Regions from separate parts of the Homo sapiens genome. Here region 1 is linked to region 2. Evidence: chromatin loops called from intact Hi-C (ENCODE). Cell type or tissue: IMR-90. All regions are shown on one strand. Each heading gives the region's core, and the rest is flanking DNA. Links, peaks and the distances in the headings are about the cores only.

Region 1 (8,336 bases), core at 214-8,213, 180 kb before region 2:
GGGTGGCAGAGGCAGAAGAAAATCCATGCATAAGTGGACCCACACGGTTCAAACCTGTGTTGTTTAAGGGTCAACTGTATTTAACAAACTGGTTATTTATGAAAGAAAGATCCACATCAGGGCTTCTGGAATCTGAGTACCAAGTGTGATATGAAGAGGACTCCTTCCCATTGTGGGGCCATGGAGGAGGGTGATTTACACAAGCACGAGGCTCTCTACCCAGCTCTGTCCCCCTCCTACCTTCTTGGCCAGCTGTCCACAGTTATCAGCTGGGGCCTTAGCAGCTGCCAAATCCTTCTTCCGGAAATCAAAGCAGCTTTCAAGAAATAGACTTGGAGCTGTAGCAAGTCTTCAGCATAAAGCCCACATTTCAAACACATAATTGTCTCCCCATTCTCCTCCTACCAGATTGCTTCCGTGATCAACTCAGCCTTGGACCTGTACTTCCCAGAGGGCTGTGGCGTGGACATCTTTGCTGAGCTGGGGCGCTACTACGTGACCTCGGCCTTCACTGTGGCAGTCAGCATCATTGCCAAGAAGGAGGTTCTGCTAGACCAGCCTGGCAGGGAGGGTAGGTGCCAGGTGGGCAGTGGAGCCCTGTTCTCCCCTGAAGCTTCAGATAGTGGTTGGCTGAGCAGGATCTGGTTTTAGACCCAGTGGCAGAGGATGGGGGAATCTGGAGAATGAATGGGTTCTTGCTTTAGGGAAACTTTCAGTCAAGTCGCCCCACCCCAAGACATTTATTTAGCATCTTTTTTCCTAGGCATGTTCATATTTTGTGAAGATTGAGAGCAAAACAACCTTAGAGAGAATAGATACTCTGTTGACCCCATTTTACAGATGAGGAAACCGAGAACCAAAGAGAATACAAGTGAACTGCTTAATAGCTAGTAAGAGCCTGCATTTGACCCCATGTCTGTCTCCTCTCCAAAATACAGGCTCCTACTCACCCTACTGCTTCTCATAATATAATGAAAATAATTAATGACAGCTTACATTTGTTTGAGTCCACTTTACAGATGACAACATAGGCAGGGGGAGGCTGAGTCATTAGCCCAAGGTCACATGGCTGATAAGGGGCAGTGTGGGGATTCAAGTTCAGGTTAGGCTGACTCAGCGCTTCTGGGCCCACATCACCAACATCAGTGCTCTTCCCTCCCCTTCCAGATAGGTCAGGGATAGCAGCCTGTGAGTGACAGGTGTCAGGGACTCTGATCTTGAGGCTTGCCCTCTGCTCTGGGACCCTCATGCAGGGGAGCCTCAGGACTGTGCGCTTTTCCCCAGAGAGAATTCATGTGAAGGGTGGTGGGCTCCAGGTAGAATGTCCTGTGTTCGTGTGTGGCATTCTTCTGGCTTCCTTTATAGACCTGGGGGATTGTCCCGTCTGATCCAATCAAGAGACCTGGCTTCTCATTCTGGCTCATCCACTGCCCTATCATGTGCCTCTGAGCAAGTGGCTTAACCTTTTGGGGTCTTGAGTTTGGGTGGGCTGCTCTTCTGCCTTTGCTGGGGCACCTAGGGGCTCAGATGCAAGCAGGGGAGTGCATCCTGGGCAGGTTGCTTGGCTGCAGGGGTGAGTGTTCCTAACACGGCAGTGAACCCATGTCATTGGAAGGATGGCTGCTGATGGCTTTTGTTGTAGGCCTCGCCTCATGGTTGAGGAATGGGTAGCCATTTTGCTTCCTTACTGAGCCCACTGTTGTGTCAGCCCCACTACCACCCCCTCACATTGCTACTTGTGCTGCCTCTGAACCCTCCCCTCCTGCAGAGGAAAATGGTTCCACCTCCAAGACCATCGTGTACCACCTTGATGAGGGCGTGTATGGGATCTTCAACTCAGTCCTGTTTGACAACATCTGCCCTACCCCCATCCTGCAGAAGGTGAGCTTACCCCACGTGGGCCTGTTTTCAGTTGTGTGTGTGTATTTCAATAACATTTGTTGTGTTTTTATCTAATTTTTAAAAAGTCAAACATATTTATTGTCGATAATAGACAACAAGGATGACGAAGGTTATCACCCATAATCCCACCACACTCTTTGAGCATTACATATTTTAAAAAATGCCTTATACTTTTTTCATGACATTGGAATCATATTGTTTTGTAACCTGCTTTTTCCATTTATATGGGGTGTAGCTCTTTCCATGCCATTAACTGATCTTTGACAACATGCTTTTGTATTTTAACCAATCTAACTCTAGTGGTTGGCTATTTGGTTTCCTCTTTTTGAGCACTGTGAATATATGTTGAGGTTTCAGCTCTGTGGTAAATTCCTGGAAGTAGAAACAGTTCATATACAGTGGGTTTTTCTGTAATAACAGGGGAACAGGAATACATAAAACATTCCTCCTAGCCTGTGGAACCCAGCCCAGGGCCTCCAGCAATTTTAATGGGCATCTTTGAGAGGATAAAGAAAACCAGACATCATTTTATCTTCCCCTCTCCATTGTGTCTTCCTATCTCTCTCTCTCTTTTTTTTTTTGAGATGGAGTCTTACTCCGTCAACCAGGCTGGAGTGCAGTGGTGTGATCTCGGCTCACTGCAACCTCCACCTCCTGAGTTCAAGTGATTCTCCTGCCTCAGCCTCCCGAGTAGGTGGGACTATAGGCACCCGCCACCATGCCTGGCTAATTTTTGTATTTTTAGTAGAGGCGGGGTTTCAACCATGTTGTCCAGGCTGGTCTCTAACCCTTGACCTCAAATCATCCACCAACTTTGGCCTCCCAAAGTGCTGGGATTACAGGCACGAGCCACCATGCCTGGCCTCTTCCCATCTCTTGACCTTTGTGCAGCCCCTCTTCCTGGAAAGAAACTTTCCTTGCATGCCTTGAAGTGCCTAACTAGCACTCATTATGTTTTTCCTTCCCTTCCCAACCTATCCAGTTTTTCAAAAGTCAGTCAGAGGGGTCTTGAAAATCAACTCCACTTTGTGGCTCTTCCTGCCCCTTATCCCTGTGCTGGCCTAGGGAACCCCTCTCTCCCTCCCTCCTTCCTCCAGGTACCCAGGCACCCTAGATGTGCTTGATGGAGCCTCACTCCATGGTTAAATGTGGTTACATCTGCTGGTCAGAGTAGGCCTCCCCAAGGTGCTGAGGAATGCTGAGCTCTCTACTCTGACGCACTAGCATTGCCTGCATTCTTGTGGTAGCCCACATCCTACTGCACTGAGAAGGGACCAGGCCAGCCAGCTTACAGAGCGGGCAGCTGTTGAGTCCCCGTTACTCTGCCTCTCCAGTACTCGTCTTCCTGTTGCATGCTGGCTCTCACCCACTCCACTCCCTTCATTGGCTCCTCAGAAGAGGAGATGATGGTCCCAGCCCACTGCCACGCCCCCCACCGGGATCTTTGCTTTGGCTGATCTCTAGTTGGCATTCCTGACTTGGGCACTGGGATGTTTGACTCTCTTTGTGGTCTGTGCTGTTCCTCCCCTGAACGATGCTGCGGTTTCTTCCTTTAGGCTCTTAACTGCTTTTCAAGTTTGGCCACGTGAGCGCCTCCAGAGTGGGGCCCACAGCCTGGCGGTGGAATAAGACATTGCATAGATGACAATACACATAATAAGTTAACTCCTGTGGTGCTGGGAGTGTGTGTCAGAGGGATTCAGCCTGGCTGGGGGTATCCGTACCTTCTTTCCCAAAGAAGGTCCCCTTACAAGTATTAGTTTTGGCATCTTTCTTTGCATACCTGCTCTTCCTTCCCAGGGACTTTGTGTTTAGACCTGGGTATAAAAAGTTGTATGAGGCCAGGCGTGGTGGCTCAAGCCTGTAATCTCAGCACTTTGGGAGGCAGAGGTGGTTGGATACCTGAAGTCAGGAGTTCGAGACCAGTCTAGCCAACATGGTGAAACCCTGTCTCTACTAAAAATCCAAAAATTAGCCGGGCATGATGGCACATGCCTGTGATCGCAGCTACTTGGGAGGCTAAGGCAGGAGAGTAACCTGAGCCTGGGAGGCGGAGGTTGCAGTGATCCAAGACTGTGCCATTGCACTCCAGCCTGGGCGACAGAGTAAGACTCTGTCTCAAAAAAAAAAAAAAGAAAGAAAAGAAAAAAAGTTGTATGAAACATAATCCTTGGCTCAAGATATACTTCTTATTGCACCATGCTTGGCCCTTTTTTGTGTGTTTCTTTTTGGTTTTTATTTTTATAAATTCAGCAAATAATTCAGTACTCTCAAAGCAGTACTCTCAATACTCAAAGCACCGTGCTGAGGTCTGCAGAGGAATTGTCTGTGCTTTGGAAGTACAGTCCTGTTGGATAGAAACACGTGTGTGTGTGTGTGTGTGTGTGTGATTAGTATACAAGCTACAACCATGTATGAGAAAAGTACAGAACAAATATTATTGGAGCTTTTAAAACATATTTTAGTACTGTACATGTTTCTAAAAAATAAGGAACTTAAAAAATCACAATTCCATTATCAAATTAAAAAATGAATAATTCCATAGTATCCCCCATCATCGGTGTTGAGCTATCCCCAACTGTCTCATAATGGTTTTTATATTAACTTGCTGAAATCAGGAGGCAAAGAAGGTCTGCATGGTGCATTTGGTTGCCATCTCTCTCTCTCTCTTTTTTTTTTGAGACAGAGTCTCACTCTGTTGCCTAGGCTAGAGTTCAGTGGTGTGATCTCGGCTCACTGCAACCTCTGCCTCCTAGGTTCAAGCTTCTCTCCTGCCTCAGCCTCCCGAGTAGCTGGGATTACAGGTGTGTGCCACCATGCCTGGCTAATTTTTGTATTTTTAGTAGAGATGAGGTTTTGCCATGCTGGCCAGGCTGGTCTCAAACTCCTGACCTCAAGTGATCCATCTGGCTCGGCCTCCCAAAGTGCTGGGATTACAGGTGTGAGCCACTGGGCCCGGCACCATGTCTCTCTCTTAACCCATTGGTTTCCCCATACTCTTTTCTTCTTTTTCTTTTTTGTAGAGATGCAATCTCCCTGTGTTGTCTAGGCGGGTTGAGAACTCCCAGCCCCAAGCGATTGTCCAGCCTCAGCCTCCCAAAGTGCTGGGATTACAGGCATGAACCACTGTGCCTGGCCCCCACCCTCTTTTTAAGTCTGTTTTGTTTGTTTGTTTTCTTTGGTAATTTTAAACTGAGTTGTTTTTCCTGTGGAGTTTCCTGCATTCTTGATTTTCCTGATTGGTGAATTTCCTGAATTTCCCTTTGGTGCTTTTGAACATGTTTCTCTGCCTGGTATTTTTTTTTTTTTTTTTGAAATTAGGTAGATTTAGAGGTTTGAATAGCATCTCAATCAGCTTTGGAATAAAAATACTCCATGGGAGATCTTGTCTTTGTTTTCCTTTTAGAGTAATAAGCATCCTTATTATTTAACCTACATTGCCTTCCATGCAAAGTCGTCACTATCTTGACTCATGCATTATCATTCTCTGGCTTTCTTTTTCAGTATAGGTTTATCACATCTAAATCTATTCCTCGAGTGTATTTATAATTTATTATATTTGTTTTTTTGCTTTATAAAAAGGTATTTTGATGCATGTAACCTGTTTGGGCTTTTTCTCCCTCATATCACAGTCTAAGAACCACTCACCCTGCTACATGTCTCTAGAGTCCATTCATTTCATTGCCGTGTAGCGCTCTTTTGGTGAGTATGCTGCAGTTTATTTGTCCATTCTCCTCTCAAGGCATTTGGACTGTCTTTGGGTTTTTGCTACTGTGAATACTGCTGCTGTGAATTCTTGTTTCCCTCTCTCTGATGAGTGAGCAAGGAGTGGAATGGCTGGGTATAGGGCATGTGAATGTTTGGCTTCATGAGAAAATGCCAAACAATTTTCTGAAGTGTTGTACTGACAATCCCACCAGCAGTGTGTAAGAGACTCGGTGGCTCTGCATTTTCTCCAGCATGGAGTATTGCCAGACTGAAAACATTTTCCCAGTGGAATGGATGTAAAATGATATCTCATTGTGTCTTGATTTGCATTTCCCTCATCACTAGCAAAGCTGGATGTCTCTTTGTATATTTACTGGCCAAATGTGTTTCCCGGAACTTCTTCCAGGGACTTTGTAAGTTGGTGTTCCCCTTCATGTCTGAATTTCTCCACCGAGTGGTCTGTACCCACTGCCCCTGCTCACTCAGCTCCCTTAGCCCTTCCAACCTCTCCAGTCAGGTACCTGTTCCATGATGCCATGGAAGATGCTCTTGAAAGTCACTTCCACGCTGCTAGCTCTTCCATATGGCTCTTCTGTCCCAGCAGCTGGTCCTCCTCTGTTTTCATGCTCACCTCTCCTGGCTTCTGTGGCAACATCCTGGGCCTTGGCTACTCTTCTGCTGTTCTCACCTTGTCTCCTTGGCACTTCTCCTGCTCACCCTTTAAGTGCTGACTGTCTCAGGCCTCAGTCCTTGATCTTCTCTGTCTATATGCGCTTCCTAGGTAAATGCTTCCAGACTGAGGCTCTTAGTATCTTCCATACTATCATCACTCCCAAATTTCTATCTCTATCCTGGATCACACCCCTGAGCTCCAGACTTGCACATCCAACTACCCGCTTGAGATTCCTACTGGGATTTCACAGACATCTCAAGTTTAACTTGTTCAGAACTGAACTCTTGATTTCCAACCCCAAACTTCTCTCACTAAATAGCACTGCCACTAGCCAACTGCTGAAGCTAAAAAAGTTGGCATTATTCTTGATTTTTGCTTTCCCTCTCCTTCCACATGCAGTCCACCTGCAATTCTTGAGTGTAGTTCCAAAATACATTTTGGTTTCAGTGAATTCTTCCTCTGTCGCCACCCTAATGCAAGCCACCATTGCCTCCTGCTTGAGCTACTGCAGTAGCCATTAACTGGTTTTCCACCCCCATACTACTACCTGCTTACCACCCATTTTCCACGCTGCAGACAGAATGATCTTTTAAAATCCCAAAGATTATGCCCCTCCTCTGCTTAACACCATCTGTGGCTTCCCATTGCTCTCAGAATAAAACCTAGACTCCTTACCACAACGAGCAAGGCTCCTGCCATCTTCCCAGGCACCTCTGCCCTCACTCCTGTCCCTGTTTTCAGCTCCACTTACCTGCTCCAGTCCCATTCCTCTCCTTTCTGTTTTTGTAACACCTAAGTTGTTTCTGCTCTCAGGGCCTTTGCATTCGCTCGCCCAGAATGCTCTTCCACTCACCCCTGAGACAGCTGCTGTATTCTCTTTCTTATGTCTCAGCTCAGATGTCACCTTGTCAGGGAGGCCTTTCCTGACTGCCCTCTCTAAAGTAGGCTCACCTCCCCTAGTCAGATAATTTTGATACCCTGCTTATTTTCTTCACAACCCATCGTAATCTGTTAATTATCTTGTTTTTGTTTACTTGCCTATAGTCTGTCTTCTCCATTAGCAGGTAGGCTCTATGAGGGCAGCCACGTTGTCCAGTTAGTTTCCTCTGAGTTCCCAGCACCAGACACAGTGCCTGGCATATAGTAGGTGCTCACTAAATATCTGTTGAATGAATTGTGAATGGATGAATCAATCATTCAATAAACTGTGAGACCCTTGAGGGTCTCACATCTGTTCATATCTGTTTCCCTAGTACGGAACTTGGCATACAGTAGGTTCAGTATATGTTGGAATTAAATAGATCTTTTTTTTTTTTTTTGAGATGGAGTCTCACTCTGTCACCCAGGCTGGAGTGCAGTGCTACAGTCTTGGCTCACTGCAACCTCTGCCTCCCGGGTTCAAGTGATTCTGCTGCCTCAGCTTCCCGAGTAGCTGGGATTACAGGCGCCCGTCACTATGCCTGGCTAATTTCTGTATTTTTAGTAGAGACGGCATTTCACCATGTTGGTCAGGTTGGTCTTGAACTCCTGACCTCAAGTGATCTGCCCGCCTCGGCCTCCCAAAGTGCTTTGATTACAGGCATGAGCCACTGTACCCGGCCATTGTTTCTTTCATTTCTATGTCTTTGACAAGGATAAACCATTTTGTTTTTGTTTATTGTTTTATTTATTTTGATGTCAATGTCTTTTTATATCCTCTGTTCACTTAATTTGGGAGGTCTTGAAGTTTTTTCTTGCACATAGAAATGAGCTTGCATATGCATGTGTGCATGTATTTAATATGATGTTTGATACAAATATTTTTTCACTCTATTGGTTTATTGTTTTAGTTTTGTAATTCTTTGTTATTCTTTCATAGAAGTTTTGACACACTATTTTGTTTTAACTAAGTTTGCTGTAATTAATAGGAAGGAAATCTGTTACTTTCTTTTGTGCTCTGCTGTTATAGATTATCTTTATTACATATATATATATATAGTCTTATAGAAATAGAATGTTTATTAGAAAAAATTTAACACAAATAGTAAAATAAAATGATTCACTAATCCCACCA
Region 2 (8,336 bases), core at 307-8,306:
GGACTCCATCAAGACAATCCAGGGCCACGGCCTGCTTGGCCCCCCCAAGTCCGAACGCGGCCGCAAAAAGATCAAGGCGGAGAACCCGGGGGGTCCGCCTGTCCTTGTAGTCCCCTATCCCATCCTGGCCTCGGGCGAGACTGCCAAGGAGGGCAAGACGTACAGGTGGGGGTCTTGGCGGGATGGGGTCCGAGTGGGCTTGGGGCTGGGGCTTGAGCCAGGGCTGCTCCAGGAGCCCAGCAGCGGGGCTGAAACAGGACCCTTAGGGCTGAGGGGCAGGGCTAGGGTCCAGAGGGGCGGGGCCTTCTGGAGAGCCCCACCCACATCCCAAGTCCCAGTTCGGGGAGGGCTGCTGGGGAGGGGAATAGAGGCTTGGACCCTTAGGTGTGGTCTGTGGCTGGCAGCCACCCCCACAGCCTGGGGTTGTGAGAGTCGGTTTCCTCCTCCCTTTAAGCAGTGTTCTCAACCCTGGCCACCTTAGAATCACCTGAAGAGGCCGTGCACAATGGCTCATCCCTGTAATCCCAGCGCTTTGGGAGGCCAAGGCGGGTGGATCACCTGCGGTCAGGAGTTTGAGACCAGCCTGGCCAGCATGGTGAAACCTCGTCTCTACAAAAAATACAAAAGTTAGCCGGGCATGGTGGTGCGCCCCTGTAATCCTAGCTACTCAGGAGGCTGAGGCAAGAGAATAACTCGAACTTGGGAGGCAGAGGCTGCAGTGAGCCGAGGTCGGGCCACTGCACTCCAACCTGGGTGACAGGGTGAGACTCTGTCTCAAACAACAACAACAACAACAACAACAATTTTAAAGAATCACCTGAAGAGCTTTCAGAAAATGCGGATGCCAGGGCTGCATCTCCAGGAATTCTGAGTTAATTTTCTGAGGATGGAAAGTATGGAGGGTGGGGCAGGCGTTGGTATTTCTTAGACGCTCCCCAGATGATTCTAATGAGCAGCCTGGTTGAGAACTACTTCACGTGGTAGCGCCTCCTGCCCAGAACCGTGGGATATAGCCCTGGGCAAACCCTCACCAGGATCAGGCCTGTCTTCCCTATGAGGTGTAACCTATGCTCCAGGCTCTGTAATGTTCCCCCAGGCAAGAGCTTCCTCCTCCAGATTTAAGGGTGCCCAGGCTGGGAGACTGTCCCCTGTCTTTCCCAGGTGGTCCTGTGCTTCTTGGGCTCATCACAGGAAAGACCTGTCCCAGGTGCAAGGTCTCTCTGATGTAGAAGGCCTCCCCTGAGATGGACAGTCTGGGGGATCTTCCCACGTGAACCTGTCTCTTGCTCCGCAGGTGTAAGGTATGCCCACTGACCTTTTTCACCAAGTCAGAGATGCAGATCCACTCCAAGTCGCACACAGAGGCCAAGCCCCACAAGTGCCCGCACTGCTCCAAGTCCTTTGCCAACGCCTCCTACCTGGCCCAGCACCTGCGCATCCACCTGGGCGTCAAGCCCTACCACTGCTCCTACTGTGATAAGTCCTTCCGGCAGCTCTCCCACCTCCAGCAGCACACCAGGTGAGTGGCCTGCCTGCTGCCCTGCTGCAGCCCGACTCAGCTCAGCACCCGTGGCCTGGCACATGGAGCCAGTGCAAGGAGGGGCAAGGACCTTCTCCAGGTGCCCATTGCCCTCGGGGTCACGGCCCTTGTGGACCTCACTGGCCTCAGCTGTTGTTACTGCACCCCGTCCCCACTGTTTCTCATCTCTAGGTCTTTGCACATGCTGTGTCCTTTACCAGAGAGACACCCCTCTCCCGCTTTTCCCTGTTTCTCTGGCCATCCCCTTGTCCTCTCTCAGTCTAGCTTCCTCCAGGAAGCCCTCCCTGATTGCTCTAGCTGGGTGAGGGACCCGACCTCTGTGTCCCCACAGGGCTCTGTGCATGTCCATCATAGCAGTGGTAGGCTGTCACGCCCGTGTCTCTTTATCTGCCCACCTCACTCAATCTACTGGGAGTTCTTGAAGGCAAGAGCTCAGTCTCCTCCATTTCCATATCCCCAGTTTGTGGCACAAAATAAGCAATTATTAAATATTTTGGAATAAATATAACTGGTTTTTACAGAGCATATGATTCATCCATTTAACAAATACTTATAGAAACTTTTACTCTATGCCAGACACTATTCTAGATGTTGAGGATACAGCAAGGAAGAAAACAGACGAAAATCTCTGCCTTCGTGGGGCATACAGTCTAGTTGAGTGTGTGAAAGGGAGACTCAAAGCTATAAATGCTTTAAGAAAAATTTGTGGCTGGGTGCGGTGGCTCACACCTGTAATCCCAGCACTTTAGGAGGCTGAGGCGGGTGGATCACCTGAGGTCAGGAGTTCATGACCAGCCTGGCCAACGTGGCGAAACCCCATCTCTACTAAAAATACAAAAATTAGCTGGGTGTGGTGGTGGGCGTCTGTAATCCCAGCTACTTGGGAGGCTTAGGCAGGAGACTCGCTTGAACCCAGGAGATGGAGGCTGCAGTGAGCCGAGATTGCGCCATTGCACTCCAGCCTGGATGACAAGAGTGAAACTCTGTCTCAAGAGAAAAAAAAAAAAAAAAGTTTGTGCAGGAGGGTATAGACATCAGAAAGACTGGCTCACCAAATAAAAATACCATTGGTATTTTTAAAAACAAGCCAAAGATTACCAAGATTGCAGTCCCTCTGTTCAGAGGGGAAGCAGCACCGTTTTCTCACATGACGATGATCATCTGTGTGAGCATTGTCACGTGTTTGCCAATATCAGCATTGTAAAAGTCAGGGATAAAACTGGTTTTTGTTGTGGAGTTTGTAATTTACAGAAAGAATTCAAGGTTTTTTCTGTTTTGAGGACTAATACTATACAGAAGGGCTCTATTTTTTTGAGACAGAGTCTCACTCTATTGCCCAGGCTGGAGTGCAGTGTCATGATCTCGGATCACTGCAACCTCTGCCTCCTCAGCTTCCCAAGTAGCTGGGATTACAGGCGTGTGCCACCATGAGAAGGGCTCTATTTTTTATTTGCTTTTTTTGTTTTTGTCATTTATTCGTTTATCTCCATTGTCTTTGAATCCTTTATCCCTGGGTGCAAGATGTTTTACCTTGTCTATTTCTCTGACTTTGGGACATGATATGTGGGTATGATAGTAAGAATCAAATGGCAGGCTGGGCTCAGTGGCTCATGCCTGTAATTCTAGCACTTTGGGAGGCTGAGATGGGTTGATCACTTGAACTCAGGAGTTCGAGACCAGCAACATGGCAAAACCCCATTGCTACAGAAAAATACAAAATTAGCTGGGAGTAATGGTGCATGCCTGTAGTCCCGGCTACTTGGGAGGCTGAGGTGGGAGGATCGATTGCTTGAACTCAGGAGGTCGAGGCTTCAGTGAGCTGATGTCACACCACTGCACTCCAGCCTGGGGGACAGAGTGAGACCCTGTCTCAAAAGAAAAAAAATAATAAAAGAATAAAATGGTACAATGGCAGCAGGGCCAGGTGTCAGTCTGTTTTCTCGTTACCATGCCTCCCAAGGCACAAGTCTGACCATGTAAGTTAGTTTCAGCAATTTTCTGATTTTGTTGCTACTTTGATTTTTAAAAAATTTGGCCAGGTTTATGTACAGAGATGTATGTAACAAGGTGTTGATTGATAAAGTCCTCCCAGTTGTATGGTTCTTAAAGAGCATTTGATAGAAAAGCTTGAGAGTTAACTCTGTTAGGAGACTTTGTAAGGCCTCCAGGCCAGAATTGTGTATGTGTGTATGTATGTGAAAAAATTTTATATTATTAGAGATCAGGAACCTAGAACCATCCAATTCACCTCTGCCAGATTGTGCCTATACAACGTGTAATGTGGCGGTTACCCTTTTTTTGGAGAATCTTCGTTTGTCAGTGTTTCTGAACAAGCAGAGATTGATGTCTTTTTATAACCTTAAAGGCTGAAATTCCACAAGCCATAAGCAGGTCCAGTCCGGTTTCCTGGAGGCCCGGGGAGGCCTCATTCCCACTTTTGAAGTGCAGTCCTTGTTTCTTACTCTCAGGCTTGTCATGCCTAATTAAATGAAATTTGTCTTTAACTGTGACATTTCTGGCACAGCCATGGTTACAAATTTGATTTACCCAATTATATCCTGTTAGGAAGGAGGACAGATTCTTACAGATCCTGTTTACAGAACTAATGATCGTAAAAGAAAAGGGTCTCAGCAAAGGTACTTTGAAGAGTTTTTAGCTATTATTCCTAGTAGTTTTGTAGATAAGGCCAATTACATTTGTTGTTTTCAATAGAATGATTATTTGAACATTTCCTTGATGATTTATTATTTCATATCTATGTTAGGTTTTTATAGTCCCCCTCCCACCCTCACCCCCAGAATTCTGAAGAGTTAGTTGGAAGAAGGAAGAAGGCACCATTTTAGGAATATTTTATTCCAGTTTATTGAATACAGCCTCCTAAATTGAGGATTAGCGACAGTAATAAAGAAAAAAAAAGACCTTTAGAAAATTAGAACATTAAGGGTGAAATCAGTTTCATCCAGTCCTGGGGAAAAATTCCTGTTCCTCTGATCCTGGGTTAGTTAGCCTGCTTTCAAAGTTATCTACTTCTGGAGCAAGGACTCTTGGAGCCTACCTTGGCCTCTGGCAGTGTCTGGTCAAGAAGAGGATGTCAACGTGGCAGCCTGTATGCATTTGTCTTTTCTAGCTCAAAGCAGAGGCCTTTAATTAAGCAAGTGTGAGGGTAAAAATCAGACCTGTTGACTAGAACAAATGATTCTGCTTAGTTAATTGTAATAATCAACAATATCACAATGGAGGACAATGGAGTCCTCTATTAAGGTATAATCATGATCAATTTTTCAAATTAAAAACATGGTAGGCTGGCACGGTGGCTCACCCCTGTAATCCCAACACTTTGGGAAGCTGAGACAGGTGGATCACTTGAGGTCAGGAGTTCGAGACCAACCTGGCCAACATGGTCAAACTCCGTCTCTACTAAAAGTACAAAAATTAGCCGAGTGTGGTGGTGCATGCCTGTAGTCCCATCTACTCGGGAGGCTGAGACAGGAGAATCACTTGAACCCGGGAGGCAGAGGTTGCAGTGAGCCGAGATCATGCCACTGCACTGCAGCCTGGGTGACAGAGCAAGACCCCATCTCACCAACAACAAAAAAATGTTATTGGCAGCAAGCGCACTGGCCCATCTTCAGGGTCTTTTAATCCCATAAAGCATTATCACTAATTGTTTAGGGCATTCTAAATCTAGAGACAAAATCTTCTTAAAGAAATGTCTTTGTTGATGCTTGTTATGCCAGCCTCTGTGCATTAGATTAGGTTTTTTTGGTCCATCTTAAAAAGTGCACAAGAACATATTATATGTTATACATATTATATGTTTATGTATGTATAAAATTAACCCAGGGAGGTTGAGTTTCTCTTTTTATTTGCCAACTTTCTTACGCTACAAACTTTGTAGGGCAGCTGTCACTCTAGTGTTTGGCTAATTAAAACCATGGAGAATACATAGGCCGGGTGCCATGGCTCACGCCTGTAATCACAGCACTTTGGGAGGCCAAGGTGGGTGAATCACTTGAGGTCAGGAGTTTGAGACCAGCCTGGTCAACATGGTGAAACCCTGTCTTTACTAAAAATACAAAAATTAGCCAGGTGTGGTGGCGGGTGCCTGTAATTCCAGCTACTTAGGAGGCCAAGGCAGGAGAATCATTTGAACCTGGGAGGCGGAGGTTGCGGTGAGCTGAGATCGCACCACTGCACTCCAGCCTGGGTGACAGAGCAAGACCCTGTCTCAAAAAACAAAAAAACAAAAAACAACAAAAAAAGAAGAATACAAAACCCAATCATTGTAAGCATCCCTCCTTTTGTAAAACAAGGGAGCAAATCTTTGGTGTTGCCCAGCAGCCGTCTGGAAATGCCAAGAGCAATTGTATTTGCATTTGCACCTTGACAATTTTATCTTTCTGAGTGGGGACCTGGATCTGAGAAAGGCGACAGCACAAAGTTGACAGAACAGGCAAGCTAATAAACACAAGAGCAAGTGATAATAATGATGAAGAATTCTGTTTTTTTTTTCCAAGAAGTAGACTTTGTTTAAAAATATTATTTGAGAACATGACCAAAAAAAAAGCAACAAAAAATTAACAGGCCTTTGAAGGAGAGGAGAATATTTTGCCAGAATGTTCTTTGACTCAGGGATTATTCTCCATTCCTGAGGGCACAATTTTTTTTTTCCCTCTCTCTCTCTCTTTTGGACTAATTTGAGTTCATAATGGCAGGAAACCAAACAAACAACAAAAGAGGATTCTATCAACATTTGGAAGACAGTTTATAAGTCACTAGACGCTTGCACATATAATTAAACTGATATGTCCTAACTCAGTGGCAAAGAGGCGAGTGTCCCACATGCCCAGAACTCCCAGGATTCTTTAGACAAACAAACAAACAAAGCCAAAGCTGAAGAAACAACCAGATTCCAGATTCCTTGTCCTCTGCTATTTGACGGAGGCCCTTTCCTACTTATTTGTCCCTTGGCAGAGAACCAGGCATCAGATCATATAATCAAATCCATCTTCCCAATGTTACAGCCACTAATGAAGGGCATAAAAGAAGGTCATGTCCAAAACAGAGCCAGCCCCGGTCAAGCAATAGAGGTAGAGTTAGCAAGAGGGCAAGCAAGATCCACCCTGGGAGTTGAGAAGGTTGTGCTTGGGAGCATGGTCGGAGTGAGGCGGTTGAGTGGCGTTGGAGCATCTTAATTGGCCTGCAGCGTGAAAGGAAGGCACAAGCAAAGTGAGGGACTTGCAAAGTGTTGAACAAGTCCAGGCTTCAGAAGGATCAGCCCTCTACATAATAAACACCACATGGATTTATAGAGAAAATAGAACATTTTCTGTTCTTGTTAGTCTGTTCATGGTAGAAAACCAGCATTGTCTCGTGCAGTTAGTGTATGTGTAAGGGTCGTCTGTACCTGCAGATATCACAGTGTGGGAGTCAGGGCTTGAGACCAGGAGTCTGAGACTGGCCTGGGCAACATGTTGAGACCCATCTCTACAGAAAATTAAAAAGTTAGCCGAGTGTGGTAGCATGTGTTGTAGCTCCAGCTACTCAGGAGACTGAGGTGGGAGGATTCCTTGAACCCAGGAGGTAGAGGCTGCAGTGAGCTGAGATCACGCCACTGCACTGCAGCCTGGGTGACAGAGATCCTATCTAAACAAACAAACAACAAACAAACCAACCATTGTTTTGGGAGGAAGTTAAGTTATAGGAAATGGCTGAAAGTTTTATCTATTTGTGGAACTAGAACTAGACAGAGTGACTCTGGATTTGTCTGTTTATTCAGGGTGCAAAGGGGTTTTGTTTTTGTTTTTCTTTTCCTGACAGAGTGATGTTATGTACATGCCTAATGATCATTGCAGCAGGGGAAAGTGTCCTTTTAGTTTTTTCAAGTCTGATAATAATGCTAATAACAACGACAACTATTCCTTATTAAAGAACTTCTGTGTGCCAGGTCCTGCTTAAGGTGTTTTAATATACAAGGTGTCCATAAAATCCCTGTACAGTGTGAATTTGTTATTTCTTCATAAGAGATAATGAATTTGAAAAATGCCACAGAGGGGGAATCCTCTCAAGGAATGTTTAACCTTCATATATCTATGACCATTGTTTTAGTTAAAAAACACGACATGCCAAAAGCCATATCATGGCTGAGAAATAAAAGTGATAATTCATGAATCCTTAATAATTTTATTGAAACATTGAATACGTTTCCTCTGTTTTCATAAGTTGCTTAACTTAAATAGAAATTAATGTATTAAAAACTAACACTGCAAAAATATTTTATGAACACCCATTAAATTCTTATAGTCTATTATCCCCATTTTAGAGAGGGGGAAACTGAGGCTGAGGGAGGCAGAGTCACCTGCCCCAGGTTACCCGGCTAAGAGGTGGCAGAAGCAAGATTTGAGTGCAGAGCACCAAGAAGCAGCCCAGTTCAGAAAGAAGGAAGGGCTGGGGCATCAGGCTGCAGAAGAAGCACTTGGGGATGGCAGTGCCAGGCAAGAGAGAAGAGCAAGTCTTTGGAGCCCCTGGGTGGGACTGGGACAGTGGGGGGTGAAGTGGGGTAGTCCAGGGCCACTAGCTTCAGCTCAGCTTCCTTGTGCTGCCTAAAGAGGAGTGACCACCAGCCGGGTGCGGTGGTGGCTCATTCCTGTAATCCCAGCACTTTAGGAGGCTGAGGTGAGTGGATTACTTGAGGTCAGGAGTTTGAGACTAGCCTGGCTGACGTGGTCTTGAACCATGGTGGTCTACTAAAAATACAAAAAAATTAGCCGAGCACAGTGGCACAGGCCTGTAGTCC

What was found. A loop is a pair of places that touch in the nucleus more often than their neighbours do. Peaks named below come from ENCODE experiments on the same cell type or tissue, not always from the same donor. Only the 100,000 strongest peaks of a DNase experiment are listed, where the experiment ranks them.
Region 1: a loop joins it to region 2, with 2.9 times the contacts of the local background. A loop is called at or near these places in 14 of 110 quality-filtered maps.

The regions. Positions count from the first base shown.
Region 1 is chr1:33,096,299-33,104,634 of GRCh38, forward strand. It overlaps AZIN2 (antizyme inhibitor 2), which reads left to right. Exons shown (of 12, transcript NM_052998.4): 9 at 409-571; 10 at 1,769-1,881. Among named protein-coding and RNA genes, the nearest start is that of AZIN2, 19 kb to the left of the region's middle. RefSeq lists an enhancer at 3,271-3,340. In IMR-90, for the core only: a CTCF peak has its summit at 3,521; DNase peaks (open chromatin) are centred at 253, 1,073 and 3,273; H3K27ac peaks cover 4,871 bases.
Region 2 is chr1:33,280,293-33,288,628 of GRCh38, forward strand. It overlaps ZNF362 (zinc finger protein 362), which reads left to right. Exons shown (of 9, transcript NM_152493.3): 5 at 1-165; 6 at 1,295-1,519. Among named protein-coding and RNA genes, the nearest start is that of ZNF362, 28 kb to the left of the region's middle. In IMR-90, for the core only: no CTCF peak of the experiment used is centred there; no DNase peak of the experiment used is centred there.